Regions from separate parts of the Homo sapiens genome. Here region 1 is linked to region 2. The links are chromatin loops, found by intact Hi-C in ENCODE. Cell type or tissue: IMR-90. All regions are shown on one strand. Each heading gives the region's core, and the rest is flanking DNA. Links, peaks and the distances in the headings are about the cores only. Region 1 overlaps IPO5 (importin 5). Region 2 has its middle 98 kb from the start of IPO5.

Evidence for each region. Peaks named below come from ENCODE experiments on the same cell type or tissue, not always from the same donor. Only the 100,000 strongest peaks of a DNase experiment are listed, where the experiment ranks them.
Region 1: a loop joins it to region 2, with 5 times the contacts of the local background. A loop is called at or near these places in 8 of 110 quality-filtered maps.

Annotation. Positions count from the first base shown.
Region 1 is chr13:97,999,705-98,008,156 of GRCh38, forward strand. IPO5 (importin 5) reads left to right here. Exons shown (of 29, transcript NM_002271.6): 13 at 835-941; 14 at 2,763-2,887; 15 at 2,980-3,069; 16 at 3,160-3,333; 17 at 6,426-6,644; 18 at 8,355-8,438. Among named protein-coding and RNA genes, the nearest start is that of IPO5, 50 kb to the left of the region's middle. In IMR-90, for the core only: no CTCF peak of the experiment used is centred there; DNase peaks (open chromatin) are centred at 4,607 and 5,537; H3K27ac peaks cover 379 bases.
Region 2 is chr13:97,851,812-97,860,263 of GRCh38, forward strand. No RefSeq gene overlaps it. Among named protein-coding and RNA genes, the nearest start is that of IPO5, 98 kb to the right of the region's middle. RefSeq lists enhancers at 4,666-4,735, 4,766-4,885, 4,906-5,005. In IMR-90, for the core only: a CTCF peak has its summit at 3,884 (motif pointing right); a DNase peak (open chromatin) is centred at 3,930.

The DNA of each region.
Region 1 (8,452 bases), core at 324-8,323, 150 kb after region 2:
TTTCAGAGAAGACAATAGAATTGAGTTTCACATAGCTATGCATAGTTTTTGGCAGTGCAGTTTGCACCCCTTTAAGGGTGAATAAACTCACAGTGGGGAAGATTATACATTCTCTGCACCCTTTTCAGTTTTCTATGTTCTGTTCATTGATAGGTTTGAAGACTGTATTTCTAGGAAATGAAATACATGAGGCTCTTTCAATACTGCTTTTACTGGAGTGTTGAAAGTGTCAGAAGCTATTTCTGAGAACAGTTTTTAGCCAGTAGCGGGTGGGGGTGGTCTTGAAAAATAAGATTCAGGCTGGGCACAGTGGCTCACGCCTGTAATCTTAGCATTTTGGGAGGCCCAGGCGGGCGCATCACAAAGTCAGGAGATCAAGACAATCCTGGCTAACATGGTGAAACCCCGTCTCTACTAAAACTACAAAAAAATTAGCCAGGCGTGGTGGCGGGCACCTGTAGTCCCAGCTACTCGGGAGGCTGAGGTAGGAGAATAGCATGAAGCTGGGAGGCGGAGCTTGCAGTGAGCCGAGATCGTGCCACTGCGCTCCAGCCTGGGTGACAGAGCGAGACTCTGTCTCAAAAAAAAAAAAGAAAAATAAGAATCAGGCATGACTTTCTAAACTATGGTGGATCATGATAAAAACATTTACTCTTTTTTCTTTTCTAAGCTGCAGAGTTTTTAACCCCTAATTTCAATTCCACATTTAAAGACAGCTTGAATTCTTTCTCAGTCTTAGTTTAATAATAATATGGTTAGAAGTATGTCTGTAGAGTATACTATTTCTTTTGTGTTTCAGATATATTGAGTACATAATTCTGTTTATGTGTTTAGCAATGCAGTTGCAGGCGAGAGTGCTCTAGATCGAATGGCTTGCGGACTTGGTGGAAAGCTCGTTCTGCCGATGATCAAGGAACACATTATGCAAATGCTTCAAAATCGTAAGCTGTGTCCTTCAAATGCTAGAAGAGTGAAGTTGTGCCCTTTCTAAAGCTTAAATTCTAAGATATGTTTAGACTGTTAAAAATTAATCTTTGTCTTTTTATCATCCATATTTAACCCAATTCATTTATTTTACCGATAAAATTGTCAATCCCAAAGAAAATGTACAGATTTACTTCCTAGCCAAAAGTATTTAGATTTGAATTTGAAAATGATGTTATTATTTGAATTTTTATGGAATATTAGAATGTTTGAATCATATACTCTTCTTTCACCCAATATCTTTTATTTTTAAAAGAAGAAACTCTATCTAATGTTATCAAAAGAGAAACCACTTCTTTCTTTCTGTTTTTGCCCCTGACGGAGGTGATGGTGGAAGCCCACCTGCCCTGGAGGGCAGCTGTTGTTGTTGACACAGGATTTCGCCATGTTGCCCAGGCTGGTCTCAAACTCCTGGCCTCAAGCAGTCCTCCTGCTTCAGCCTCCCAGAGTGCTTAGATTATAGGCATGAGCTACCACACCTGGCCATCCTTCCTTTTTATTTCTATGAATATTTCAGTTACCTTTGTACCTGTAATATATATATCAATCCCAAAGTTTATTGTTGTATGTGTTTTATTTTCATTTGTGTTTTTTAATTATAAAGTTAATGTGTTCTTTTGTTAAATTAAAATTCAGAAGTATTAAGTTAGAAATTTGTTTGTTTTTTGGTGGAATCTCGCTCTGTTGCCCAGGGTAATGTGATCTCAGCTCACCGCAGCCTCCACCCACTGGATTCAAGCGATTCTCCTGCCCTAGCCTCCTGAGTAGCTGGGACTACAGGCACATGCCACCACGCCCAGCTATTTCGAGACAGAATCCCACTCTGTCAAACAGGCTGGAGTGCAGTGGTGCAATCTTGGCTCACTACAATGTTCACCTCCCAGTTTCAAGCAATTCTCCTGTCTCTGCCTCCCAAGTAGCTGGGATTACAGGCATACACCACCACACCCAGCTAATTTTTGTACTTTTAGTGGAGATGGAGTTTCTCCATGTTGGCCAGGCTGGTCTCAAACTCCTAACCTCAAGTGATCCGCCCACCCTGGCCTCCCAAAATGCTGGGATTACAGGCATGAGCCACTGCACCCGGCCTAATTTTTGTATTTTTAGTAGAGACGGGGTTTCGCCATGTTGGCCAGGCTGGTCTTGAACTCCTGACTTTAAGTGATCCACCCGCCTCAACCTCCCAAAGTGCTGGGATTACAGGTGTGAGCCACCGCGCCTGGCCTGATACATACTTTTAGAATCAAGTAGTCACGCACTTTTTCTGTTCATTTTTCTAAAAAGTAAATATACAAATGTTTTGTTTTTTGTTTTTTTTGTTTGTTTGTTTCTGTTTTTTTTTTGAGACAGAGTCTCGCTCTTTCGCCCAGACCAGAGTGCAGTGGCGCGATCTCGGCTCACTGCAAGCTCCGCCCCCCCGGGTTCACACCATTCTCCTGCCTCAGCCTCCCGAGTAGCTGGGAATACAGGCGCCTGCCACCGTGCCCGGCTAATTTTTTGTATTTTTAAGTAGAGACGGGGTTTCACCACGTTAACCAGGATGGTCTCGATCTCCTGACCTTGTGATCCGCCCGCCTCAGACTCCCAAAGTGCTGGGATTACAGGCGCGAGCCACCGCGCCCGGCCTATACAAATGTTTTTATATTATATATACATATACCCTTTTCAAAAAAGTTTTGTTACTCTTTTCCAAATAAGAACTTTTATACATCTCCCTCTACCAGAATGACATGTTTATAGTGTGTAATTGCTATTCCATCTGTAATTTTTTTCGGTAGCTGACTGGAAATACCGGCATGCAGGATTGATGGCCTTATCTGCCATTGGTGAAGGGTGCCACCAGCAAATGGAAGGAATTCTAAATGAGATCGTAAATTTTGTTTTACTTTTTCTCCAGGATCCTGTAAGTACCAGTAAATATTTGATTCAAAATGATTAGTGTAGCTTCATGTGGAAACCTTCTTGCTTTTACTAATGAAAGGGAACATTTTCCAGCATCCAAGAGTAAGGTATGCAGCCTGTAATGCCGTGGGACAGATGGCTACAGATTTTGCACCTGGTTTCCAAAAGAAATTTCATGAGAAGGTAAGTAACAAGTCCTCAAACACTTAAATCAGACTTTAGGAAGAAGGGTGGACATTTCAACATGTGTGCCCATTTGGTTTCATTTCACAGGTGATTGCAGCTCTGCTGCAGACCATGGAAGACCAAGGCAATCAACGTGTGCAGGCCCATGCAGCTGCTGCCCTCATTAACTTTACTGAAGACTGTCCCAAGTCACTACTTATTCCATACTTGGATAATTTGGTGAAACATCTGCATTCCATTATGGTACTGAAGCTTCAAGAGGTAAGTTTTAAGATCTGTAGGCTGCTTTCTGTTTGTAGATTAATTTGGGTTGATTTGATGGGTAAGAACTGGAGAAAGAGGGACTTGCAGCATGACCATAAAGAATATAAAGTACAAAAACTGAGGAGGCTATTCGGAGTTGTGGAATGATGAGTAGAGAAATTCAGATTGACCAAAATGTGGGCTGATAATTGGAATTGGGAAAGATACAGCTAAAGGTCAGGTAAAATCAGTGTATATGGATCACCCTGAAAATAAGGCAGAGAAGTTTTTGAACTCTGATTTATGTAAAGTGTGAAAAACCATTCTGTGTTCTTAAATGCTGCAGGAAATTATCATATGGTAAAAAATTAGTGTGGTAGCATTGGGTGAGGCATACACAAAAAAGGGAGAAGATTTAAGGCAAGACCATCATACTGTCATCGTCCAGGGAGCTTAGATAGTAATAGTGGAAGAGGTGATTCTAAAAGACATTTCATGGGAAGCATTAACAGTTTGTTTCTGGCAGTTTGAATTTTAAAAGATGAAAGGGCCCGGCACGGTGGCTCATCCCCGTAATCCCAGCACTTTGGGAGGCTGAGGCAGGTGGATCACCTGAGGTCAGGAGTTCGAGACCAGCCTGGCCAACATGGTGAAATCCCATCTCTCCTAAAAATACAAAATTAGCCGGGTGTGGTGGTGCACGCCTGTAATTCCAGCTACTCGGGAGGCTAAGAGGAGAATCACTTGAACCCGGGAGGCAGAGGTTGCAGTGAGCTGAGGTGGTGCCACTGCCCTTCAACCTGGGCAACAAGAGCAAAATTCTGTTTCAAAAAAAAAAAGATGAAAGAGAAGAAATTAAAAAACATTGAGTATTCTAACCAGAGTGGCAGAAATACAGAAGTTGTAGAAGCAACATCATTTTTGAGTATCCAAGTAAAAATGATTATAGTTACAGCTGAAATAAGGGATGCAACCTGAAAACAATTGAATGATGTTAGTCCAGCACAGTGTGTGAGAGATGTAGATGCGAAAAGCAAGGATTTTAGCCCAGTTTATTGTCAAATGTTTATTGTCAAATGCAATGAAAATGGATTACTACTATAAAAATGAAATGAATAGAAGGCATAGAAAATAAAAGATAAACCTGCTCTCAAATTGCTATAAAAGTTTCTAATGCCCTCAATTCCTATACTTAATATGAACTGGTAGCAAATAGTTAACAAACCACAGTTTGCATAGCACTGGCAATTGGTCAGAGAGCAAGATAAACAAGAAATGCAATGTCTCAGAAGCCAAAGACAGAGGACTTATAAACAAAGGCCCAAGTGCTCAGTATCAGATGACAGCAGACTAAGAATATGATAAAGGAAACATTCGTGTGCCCGAAGGCAGACCGAGGTGGACCCAAGTTGAAGGCAGATTGGTTGGTTGGTTAAATCAGTAATGGATGGATCCAACATGACTTTACAGGTTTGGGTGGATGGCTGTGGTATGATAGTCTGTGTGTACCCCTGCCCTTCCTTCCTGCAGTGAGGCACTATATGGGTTTTTAAAGATAAGTGGAAGGAGTTGTTGGGATGGGATGGTAGGAGGACAGTGTTCACGAGGAAGAGTTGTACGAAGAGAAGGTAGCCTAGCAGAGGAGGAAAGACATTTCCTCTGGGGCCAGCAGCACAGTCCACACTAAACATGGAGCAGAGGTTGAGGTACAGAAGCAGAAAGTAAGATGGCTTTCTCAAGACATAGTTGAATGTGTAACACAAGTTAAAGAACTCTGCTGAGAGTGTGGGTGTAATTGACGTGGGGAATTATGAAAATCTGGAGTAGTAACTGGCTCAGGTTCATATGAGTTAATATTTTATTTTATTTTATTTTATTTATTTATTTATTTATTTTTATTTTGAGATGGAGTCTCGCCCAGGCTGGAGTGCGATAACGCACTCTCTGCTCACCGCAACCGCCGTCTCCCGGGTTCAAGCCATTCTCCTGCCTCAGCCTGCCGAGTAGCTGGGATTACAGACGTGCACCCACCACACCCGGCTAATTTTTGTATTTTGAGTGGAGACAGGGTTTCACCATGTTGGCCAGTCTGTTCTTGAACACCTGACCTCAAGTCATCCGCCCACCTGGGCCTCCCAAAGTGCTGGGATTACAGGTGTGAGTCACCGTGCCTGGCTTCTTTTTTTTTTTTTCCCCAGACAGAGTCTTGCTCTTGTCAACCCAGCTGGGATGTAGTGGCGCAATCTCGGCTCACTGCAACCTCTGCCTCCCCAGTTCAAGCAATTCTCCTTCCTCTGCTTCCGGAGTAATGGGATTACAGGGGTGTGCCACCACACCTGGCTAATTTTTATTTATTTATTTATTTATTTATTTATTTATTTATTTATTTAGTAGAGACAGGGTTTCACCATGTTGGCCAGGCTGGTTTTGAACTCCTGACTCAGGTGATCCGCCTGCCTCAGCCTCCCAGAGTCCTGGGATTACAGAAGAATTATTTTAAAATATTGCTGGTGACAGGACGGGCCCAGCAGCAAATAGTTAGTAAGCATTTGTTACTAGCTGGGTCAGAGAACACCAGATCTTTGGTGCAGAGAAAAAGGTCATCTCATCTGTTTCAGCAAGACAGATGCAAGAGAAGGCAGCAGGGTTCCTTCGTGCGATCTTCTGGGGAGAGGGGGTTAGAAGATAAAGGAAGGGGCCAAAGAGGGAATTTTCTTTATGACGTAGTAAGACAGCACAAAATATAATCATAAGTAGAGGAAATCAGTGAAGAAAAAAATGAGGATGAAGTGTAGGCATTAAAGTTGATGAACACAAAAATTTTGATTCCGTATCTGTACTCAAGAATTAGCTGTGCTTTGAGATGAGACTAACATGAGTTAGAGGTGTTGTGTTAATAGAAGAGAGAAAAAAAAAATCTCACATAAATAGTTCAACATAGATTCTTTTTATAGAAATTTCCTCCAAAACCTACAGTCTCTGCTTCTGGAGAGGTGGTCTCATTCTGCTGTTTCAGAAAAGCATTCAAGAACTTGAAGGGAGTAGTAATTGTAAATTTAAATACTTCTTCCAGTTTTCCTTTGAGGTAATAATTTGTGTCTTCCTTCTAGCTGATTCAGAAAGGCACCAAGTTAGTTTTGGAACAAGTTGTGACATCCATTGCATCAGTTGCCGATACTGCAGAAGAAAAATTTGTCCCCTACTATGATTTATTTATGCCATCACTGAAGCACATCGTTGAGAATGCGGTTCAAAAAGAACTGAGACTTCTGAGAGGAAAAACTATTGAATGCATTAGCCTCATTGGTCTGGCTGTTGGGAAGGAAAAAGTAAGTAATTTTTTTTTTTTTTTTTTTTTTTTTTTTTTTTTTTTGAGACAGAGTCTCGCTCTGTCACCCAGGCTGGAGTGCAGTGGCACGATCTCGGCTCACTGCAAACTCTGCCTCCCAGGTTCATGCCATTCTCCTGCCTCAGCCTCCCGAGTAGCTGGGACTACAGACGCCCGCCACCACGCCCGGCTAATTTTTTGTATTTTTAGTAGAGACAAGGTTTCACTGTGTTAGCCAGGATGGTCTCAATCTCCTGACCTCGTGATCCGCCCGCCTCGGCCTCCCAGAGTGCTGGGATTACAGGCGTGAGCCACTGTGCCCGGCCTGTAATTTCTATTATGTTAAATTTACTGTACCTAACTTGGCTGTGGAGGCATTGAGAGTACTAGAGGGATTTTTTCCTTCTGAAAAATGGTTTTCTGGATGCTTGTTTTTTTCCTTACTCCTTTCACATTGCTCCTGTTTTATATACAAATTCTTGCCTTCATCTTTTCATTGTTTGTTTGTTTGGTTTGGTGTTTTTTTTTTTTTTTTTGAGACCAAGTCTCACTCTATCACCCAGGCTGGAGTGCAGTGGCATGATCCTGGCTCACTGCAACCTCTGCCTCCTGGGTTCAAGCGATTCTCCTGCGTCAGCCTCCCAGGTAGCTGAGATTACAGGCACCTGCCACCACTCCCAGCTGATTTTTGTATTTTTTTTTTTTAGTAGAGATGGGGTTTCACTGTGTTGGCCAGGCTAGCCCTGATCTCCTGACCTCAAGCAGTCTGCTCACAGGTGTGAGCCACCGCGCCCAGCCCGTCTTTTCATTGTTAATATTAAGGTTTCTTTTTAGCTCAGCTGTGCTCCTGATGCCTCCTCCTTTCCCCACCACACACAGTGCATCTCGTGGGAGGTGTGTGGAAGTCAGTATCCATGTTCGTTCCCTTTAAATATGTGCTTGGAAACATGTCACTTGCTTTCCTATTAATCTAAAATGCATCAAGTGTTCTAAGAGAGAAATCTATGCATATAGATCTTCAGAAAATAATTACCAAGGACCATTGGCCAGTGTGTTTCTCAGCCAACATCTCAGAATTGTTCAAGCTAATGCAAAAGAAGTTTCTCTGTCATTGAATCCTCATGTTCTGACCCTGAGAATTATCAACAGAGAAGCTCTGTCTTGCCTTCTTCAAAACCAGCATCAGTATTAATTTATATTTGGAACTGGTTTCTGTGAGACGCTGACCACTAAAACATTGGTATGTTTTTTACCAATAAAATATTTGTATGTCCCATACTCTATATATCTGGCTTTCAATGTCTCTTTAAAACGCTGCCTGTTTATACAATGGAGATTACCAGAACTGCAAAGAGTTAAGTGAAAATCATAGACAAAATTTTATGCAGTGAATTCTATAAACAATCTAAAATTTTCTTTCTGAATTTGAATTCAGTTTTACTGCTTGAAATGCGTAAGCCATAGACTAACACCTGATGCCATTAGAAGTACCTTTATACTGTAGTTCCCTGCCCTTCAGTGGAAAATATATTTTTCTAGAAAGTGAACTAAATCTGTCACAATATAGATGAGAATTTTTCAATATGATAGTTTATCTATGAAAGTTATGACCTATGTGGGCAATGTAGTCGATTTTTTGGCAAAGCTTTGCTAATTACACAAGAAACAAAATTCGGTATCAACAAGTGTGTCTCTACATATTTTCCTCTAGTTCATGCAGGATGCATCAGATGTGATGCAGCTTTTGTTAAAGACCCAGACAGACTTCAATGATATGGAAGATGATGATCCTCAGGTAAGTGGTCTTAA
Region 2 (8,452 bases), core at 96-8,095:
TAACTAAGCCAAGCGTGAGACTTCTAAATTACAGAAATATAAGGCAATAAATTTGTGTTGTTTCAAGCAACTGTGTAATAATTTGTTACAGCAGCAATAGAAATTATTACAAGCAACTACTATGTTATAGATGTTATATTAGGAGCAAAGAATCTATGAGTATACTGCCTTATTGAGTCCTTGCAAAGAAGTATTGCTATCACTGCTTTTTAGATGCCAAACCAAGGTTCAGAGCAGATAAGCAATGGACGAAAAGTCCTGTATTAGTCCGTTCTCCCATTGCTATAAAGAAATACCTGAGACTGGGTAATTTATAAAGAAAAGAGGTTTAATTGGCTCATGGTCTGCAGGCTGTACAGGAAGCATGGCAGCACCTGCTTCTAGGGAAGCCTCAGGGAGCTTTTGCTCATGGTAGAAGGCACAGTGGAGGCAAGCGTCTTACCTGACAAGAGCAGGACCAAGACAGCGGGGAAGGTGTTATGTACTTTGAAAAACCAGATCTCGTGATAATTTACTGCCTCACTGTCATGAGAACAGCACTGGGGGGATGGTGCTAAACCATGAGAAACTGCCCCTGTGCCTCCAAAGCACTGAGCACCAGCAAATATTTAATGCTTAACAGACTGCCTGACTCATACTTGAATACTTGAAGAATCAAAGATGCATGGATGGATGGATGGGTGGGTGAAGGGGTAGATGAGTGGGTGGGTAGATGGGTGAATGGGTGGGTGTATGGATGGATGGATGGATGGATAGATGGTTGGTTGTGTGGATGGTTAGATGATTGGATGGAAAAATGGGTGGTTGGATGGATGGTTAGATTAATGGCTGGGTAGATGGAAGGATCAATAAATGCGTGGAAGTGTGGATGGGTGGATGGGTGGATGGATGGATGGATGGATGGATAGATGGATGGATGGATAGATGGTTGGGTACATGGATGGTTAGATGGTTGGATGGAAAAATGGGTGGATGGATAGATGGTTAGATGAATGGTTGGGTGGATGGGAGGATCGATTAATGAGTGGATGAATGGGTGGGTGGATAGATGGATGAGTGGATGGGATGCATAGATGGGTGGGTAGGTGGATACATGGTTTGATGGAAAAATGGGTGGGTGGGTGGGTAGATGAATGGATAGATGGGTGGGTAGATTGTTGGATGGATGCATAGGTGAATGGACGTGAGGGTAGGTAAGTAGATGGATGGGTGGATGGATGGATGGATGGATGGATGGACTGGTGGGTGGATGAGTGGGTGGATGGGTGAATGGGTGGAAAAATGAATGGGCAGTATAGTAGCCATTCAGAGACTGCTAAAGTGCTGGAAAGTTGACACAGAGCTACGTAACAGTCTTATTTGATATTTACTAATAATACAGTTCCATGGAGAAAAACATCAGCTTATTTGACTTAAATATGACATGTATTTGCAAATCTCATGAAGAGAAACTCACACTGCTTTTCAAAAAATGGTCCTGCCCTGCAGTGGTGCTGACATCAAGCAGTGTCCCAGAGAGGGGAGGAAGCAGACACTGGCCAGAGATCCATTATAAGGGCTCTTGGCTCATTAACTTTCTACTTCCATCAGTGGCCTTGTCACCTCAGTTAACCTTCTTTCCATCTCATTTCACTCCCCCTTCTCCCAGAAATCCATGATACTTCCATTTTCTCTTCCATTAGGGCACAATTAGGAAGGTGCTTGGCATGTAAGGAAGGCCCAATAGATATTTGGCAGTGTTTATTAATGAATCCCACTGTTCTTCTGACACATCTATCCCCTCTAGTCCTTCACCCACGCAGCTACCAAAAATATCAAAACAGCATGAGATGTCATATTTTAATGTGTAACACAAATGAAATGTGGCCTGCTTGCTACTGATTTAAGGTCTAGCTTAGTCCTGTGACTCATTGCAAGTCAAACAACAAAAATCCTTGAAGAGTAAATAGCAAAATTTCCTAAAAATTTCCATTAGACTCTCTCTCCCTAAAGACCCTAATCGTTGCTTTCTTTCTCCAAAAACAAGACAAGGGTGGGGCTTTCTGAACTGGCTCCGGACACCCTCCCTCCTGCTCATCCAGACTTTTCTCTCCTCTTGCTCACTTCCTGCCATTTCACATGCAATCGAATTTCAACTTCCCAAATATATTGTGAGTTCCCCAGATCTTCTCACTCCTTTTCCATGATCAGTGCAATTAAGACATAGAAATCAGAAGGTCGACATGTGAAAAAAAATGCTCAACACCATTAATTGTCAGGAAAATGCAAGTTAAAACCACAATGAGGTATTACCCCACACCTGTCAGTATGGCTGTTATAAAAAAAAAAAATGATAACAGGTGTTGGCAAGGATGTAGAGAAGAGGGAACCCTTGTACATTATTGGTGGGAACATAAATAGGTAAAGCCAGTACGGAAAACAATATGGAGGTTCCTCAAAAATTAAAAATAGAACTAGCATATGATCCAGCAGTCCCACTACTGGCTATATATACAAAAGATATGAAATCAGCATGTCAAAGAGTTATCTACATGCCTGTGTTTACTGCAGCATTACTCACAATAGCCAAAATAGGAAATCAACCTAAGTGTCCAGCAACAGATGAGTGGATAAAGAAAATATGGTGTAAATACACAATGGAATACTATTCAGCCACTAAAAAAAGGAAACCTTGTGTTTGCAACAACATGGATGAGCCTAGAGGACATAATATAATGTTAAATGAAATAAGCCAGGCACAGAAAGACAAACACCACATGATCTCACTTACATGTGGAGTGTTAAATGTCAAATCATATAGAAACAGAGAGTAAAATGGTGGCTACAGGGAAAGAGGAAGTAGAAACGGGAAGATGTTGGTTAAAGAGTATCAAGCTTTGGTTAGACCACAGGAATAAATTCTGGAGAGCTATTTTACAGCCTGGTGACTATAGTTAACAAATGTTAATAATAGCAATGTATGCTTGAAAATTGTGGCCCAGGTGCAGTGGCTCATATCTGTAATCCCAGCACTTTGGGAGGCCGAGGCAGGTGGATCACCTGAGGTCAGGAGTTCGAGACCATCCTGGCCAACATGGTGAAACCCCATCTCCACTAAAAATAGGAAAACTAGCCAGGAATGGTGGCAGGCACCTGTAGTCCCAGCTACTCGGGAGGCTGAGGCAGGAGAATTGTTTGAACCTGGGAGGCGGAGGTTGCAGTGAACCAAGATCGCGCCACTGCCCTCCAGCCTGGATGACAGAGGAGACTCCATCTCAAAAAAAAAAAAAAAAAGGCTAAAAGATTAGCTCTTAAATGCTCTCAACACAAAAGCGTGATAAGAATGTGAGGAGATGGATACGTTAATTAGTTTGATTTAGTCATTTCACAATGTATACCTATATCAAAACATTGAATGTTATACCATAAACATATACAATTTTCACTTGTCAATTATACCTTAATAAATCTGGAAAAAATTAAAATTTAGAAAAGAATATCTCACAATTATAATATTCTTTTAGATATGCTTTTCTGGAATCATTTCCTTTGTATGTTACGGATTAATGTATAATATATGAACATTACAGCAAGGTAATTCAATCTTTGCCTTCCGATCTTTGTGCTGTTGTTATCAATAATTTTATTTCCACATATGTTAGACATGGTTACTATCTTTGCTTTAATCAGTCAAATATATTTTAATAAAAGTTTAAGATGAGAAATAAAAACTAAAATAAAATAGAAGCCAGGGAAAGTCTTGGAATAATTGTTTTTAGTATCTGTCACATGTGATTTGTTGCAGTTAGATTTCATCAAAATGCATTGGCTTTATTTGGAGAAGGCCATGGCAATGTTGGAGCCCAAGCAGCATAGATAATGTGCGTATATTTGGCACTAGGGGGCGATATAGCATTGCTTTCAGCCCTTCACTGTCAGCGCACACGCAAAATAAATGAATTCCCGCTAAGGAAAATCATTCCCAACTTTTCTTCTGCATCTCAAGTCATTGGCTCTTACGTCACTTGGCAAAGCACTCTGAACAGCAGGCCTCGAAGGTCCATTCTTTAAGTTACTGATTTATCGATTTTGTTTGCTGGTGTTTTCACTTAATCCTTGGTTTGCTTTCACTGAGCTCTGAGAGTTTTTTTAAATTGGTCAGTCTTGCTAGAATTCCAAACATACAAACAAAAAAAAACTCTACTGTTTACAGTAATCTACCATGGATCTAGTGGTTGTCTGGATTCTGGCACAGGGACTGGCTCTGGGGGGCAGCTGAATTCTGATGGAAGAAAGCACTAATGCTAATGTGGAAGGCCTGCGCTTGGCTGAGTCCCAAAGGAAGCAATTCCAGGCCCTGACCCCAGGCTGGGCCCCTGTTTCTCGGTCACAAGGGAGGCCAGCTAAGACTTGTGCAACCCGGCTCGAAGGATGTCGAAGCACCCTCAATTTCATATGCAAATGAGAGCCAGTCCAAAAAAGGATTGCAGGGTTTCCCAGAAGGTCCAGCTCCTTGGAGGATTATGAAGCCGCCAGCTGATTTCACATTCCACCTGATTTACAGCATTAACTGCAGATTTTTTTTTAAATATCTAATACGATATGATGCCTACGTGTATCAAGATGGCTCTAAGGAGCTTTAATTTGCATTGGGTTTTTTGGTTTTGCTCAGTCATAGCATGTTCTAGGAGCTACTTGTATCAATATCAAGAGGGTAAGTCCCACCAGCACTCTCAGGAGGAGGCCTTCCTGTAGGTATTCAGGCCCTTGGAAGAAGGGCTGTTGGCCCTAGAATTTACCAAAGGGGCAGAACTCAGGCCCTCTGTATTCTGACGGTGAAGTTTGTGGTTCCCCAAGGAGGAGGAAGAGATGACACAGGTGCTCCCCAGGTGTCTCTTGCCTCCTGGAATGGCCGCCAGAAGAAGTGAAACAGCTGAGCTATGAAAGCTGTAAACTCAGGAGCACAAGGAGGGCAGGGGCTGGGTCCTCCCTCAGAGAACCACAGTAATGAGCACAGAACTCAGTCTGCACCAGGTCAGCATCTCTGTCAGATGGTGCTGGACCAGGCGTCCTCCCTACCAGGGCCACCACTTGGGATGTTGGACGTGAGGCTCACAGAAGCAAGTAGGAGCTGAGATCTTGCCCAGATTTCCTGTGCCACACAAAGAGTCCACAGGGCTGTGCATGCCCAGACGGGCATTCCTCCCTAACTTCTGGAAAGTCCCTGGGGGACTTAGAGGTGGCTCTGACATTGACACGGTGTGGCAAGGAGGAGCTGTGGCAACGGCGAACTGATTAAACTTTGGCTTCACCACCCAACTCCCTACCACCTCCCACCTTAGACACTATAACCCTCAAGTTTTTAAACAACTGGGGGAGCAGGTAGCCCTAAGAAGGAGATACCAGCCTTTCTGCTAGTCAAGAATGACTTCGGAGCTGGGTGTGGTGGTGTGGCCTGTAACCCCAGCCACTTGTGAGGCTAAGGCAGGAAGATTGCTCAAGCCTGGGCATTCGAGGCCAACCTGGGCAACATAGACAGACCTCGCCTCTAAAAAAAATTTTAATAATGATCTTGGGTTAGTTTTCATTTTTTAAGAGATGATGAGACCACGTGTGTGCTGCAAGTTTGTGAAATAACGCATCAATAGCGCTCAGAGTAACACTCAGACGGCAAAGAACTTATCATAATGCCTTTTTTAATGCCAAAATGAGTCTTAGAGAGATTAAGTGACTGTTGCACAGATAATAAATGAAAGAAATGTGAGTACCCAGTTTCTCTCCCCAGTACTCTAATTGATAGATTTTGGAGCAATAGTCCTGCTTTAATAATTAATTCATATTGCTGCATGGATGAGCTATGGGATATTATAGCCAATTCTACCATAAAATATATCATTAAAAAATTTTTTGCAAACTAATTCTTAATTTGGCTAGCTGAGACCTTGGACTAATTCCTGGAACCAAACCCTCTCATTTCTACATCTGCATGGTGACAGGATTGACAGGCGATTTCCAAGGGCCCTTTCAACTGCAGAATTCCCATAGTCTGAGCAAAAATAAGCATTGACTATACAACAGAAATTAAAATAGCTTTACAACAACACTGCCAGGAATTATTCTCCAGATCGTGCAGATGAGAAAACCAAGGCTTTGAGAGATGAAGCCTCTTGGACAGGATCACTCAGCTGGTCAGTAGAGAGGCAGGATCATGAGCATGTGGCTGCGAAGCCCACACTCCATTGACACCCTACATGACCTGCATCAAACAAAATACTCTTCCCTTGGTTTCCCCGCCAATGTTACACACTATGATTCGGTCCGACATACTCTGGGAGAACTCACCACCAGTAGGAGTATGTTCAAACATGGTCACTCAAGGAATGGGGAGTTTGGTGGGGAATTGAGAGTACAGACGATGTGTACAGTGAGAGGCATTATTTGACCAGCAGGCCTGGAAGGAGGAAGGGCTGCCATGGAATCAGGGGATTCAGTCCCCTGGAAGGTTCTGAAAGGCAGCTCAGAGCAGAGGCAGTAAACTAGTGGCCTGCAAGCCATATGTGGCCACAGCTGTGTTTTTGGTGAGCAAAGCACATTTTTAAATTGAATGAGTTGCCAACATTTTTAGATTTTTTTTTTAATCCAGATTTGTAACCCAGGCGGTGCTGGAACTTAACAACAATAAGCTGGAGTAGAGGAGCCCCATCCCCCTGGAGCTCTGCATCTCTAAAGTCACCATCCTGTCTAGTTTTATTAATTTAAGTTAGCTGCCTCTTCAACCACTCCCCATAGGCAGTTGAGGTTAAGACCCTTGTTCTGGAGGCATTGAATTGGCGGGGAAGAGAGCAGCTGTAGCAAGTGGCGGGGGGTGGGGGGTAAATGTCAGAAAGGACCAAAGGATGCTGCTGAAGACAACTTCCCATAATTCAAAATTTTGCAAATGAAGACTGGCCAGATTCTGTGCAATTAAGAACCTGGCCCAGTCCAGGGAAGGGCGCCAGCCTGGCGTAAAGAAGTTTTGAACGTGATCCCGATGCGAGTGCTCACAGCAATGAGAATTAGCTCCAGAACCTCCCCTTCCGCTTCACCTGCTCATAGGTTGTTCTGCTCTCTGATATCCTATTCCCAATCCTTGCTTAATGTGTAGATTCTATCCTGCCCCATTCCTCCAACAAGACTCTCTAAAGTCCCAGTCTTGGGACTCATTCTTGGGTTCTAGCGTTCACTTCTTTTGTCTTGGAGTCTGGTGCCCTGGTTGTGTAAGTCACAGTACTGTGTCACTTTTAAAATTTCTCTGGATTGCAAATAGTTTGTTGGGTAAAGATTGTTGTCTGTCTCATTATTGCATTCTGAGGGGGAAGGGGGAATATCCCCTGAGGATTCAGAACCAACACTTGGACCTTACTCAAGCCCAATTATATATATGTATACGCGTATATGTGTGTATATATATGTTAGAGTATATATATACATATATAAACACACCTGTATACTCTAGATACCTTTAATCCAAGAAATTCAACAAATTAATAGAAAAGCTAGCCCCAATCTTATGATACCTCTGAGGCTCCAGGAAGAAGTATACATAAAACCTTTCCAAAGAGCATATCCCCCAACAAGACCGCACTGCAGTCCTAGATGTAAAATCCCACTGGAAAATCAGCTCTCAATTCAAGATTATAAAATTCACAAGAAAAAAAATGCACCAAGAACAAAAGTCTGCATATACAACAAATATCAAGATTAGATCCTCTAAAGTTTCATTTAACAGAGCCATCTGAGTATAAATAAATATGTTTAAGATTAATTTTAAAAATAGAATTAAAAAATTAAACACATAGATAAACATTCTGAAAAAAGAGCAAGTATATTTTAAGGGGGTCAAATAGAACTTTTAAATTTGTGAAAAAAGATTGTCATTGAAATAAAAAATTCAATTGATGGATTAAGCCACAAATTTGAGGTAGCTGAGTAGAAACCCAGTGAACATGAAGGAAGAGCTGAGGAATTTACACAGCATGAAGCACAGAGAATTAAAAGACAGAAAATACGAAAGAGAAGTTAAGCGATATGGAGGATAGGAAAGAAGGTCCAACATGCTTCTAATGAAAGTTCTAGCTGGAATGCATACAATGGAATACTATACTGCAATAAGAATGAACAAATTACAATACATACAGCATGGATGAATTTCACGAACATAATGTGGAGTGAAAGAGAATTAGAGTATGGCTTCATTTTTACACATTTGAAAAGCGGGTCACACTAATCTATGGTGAAAGAAGTGAAGATAGTGTTTACCCTTGATAAGAGGCAGACAGTGACCCAAAGGGGGCCTAAGGAGGCTTTGGGGGTGCTGGGGCTGTTCTGTTCCTGGGTCTTGGTGCTGGTTAAACAGGGATTTCTGTTTGTGAATATTCATCAGACTGAACACCTCTAATTTTTGTACTTTTTAATGTATTTTATGCTTCAATAA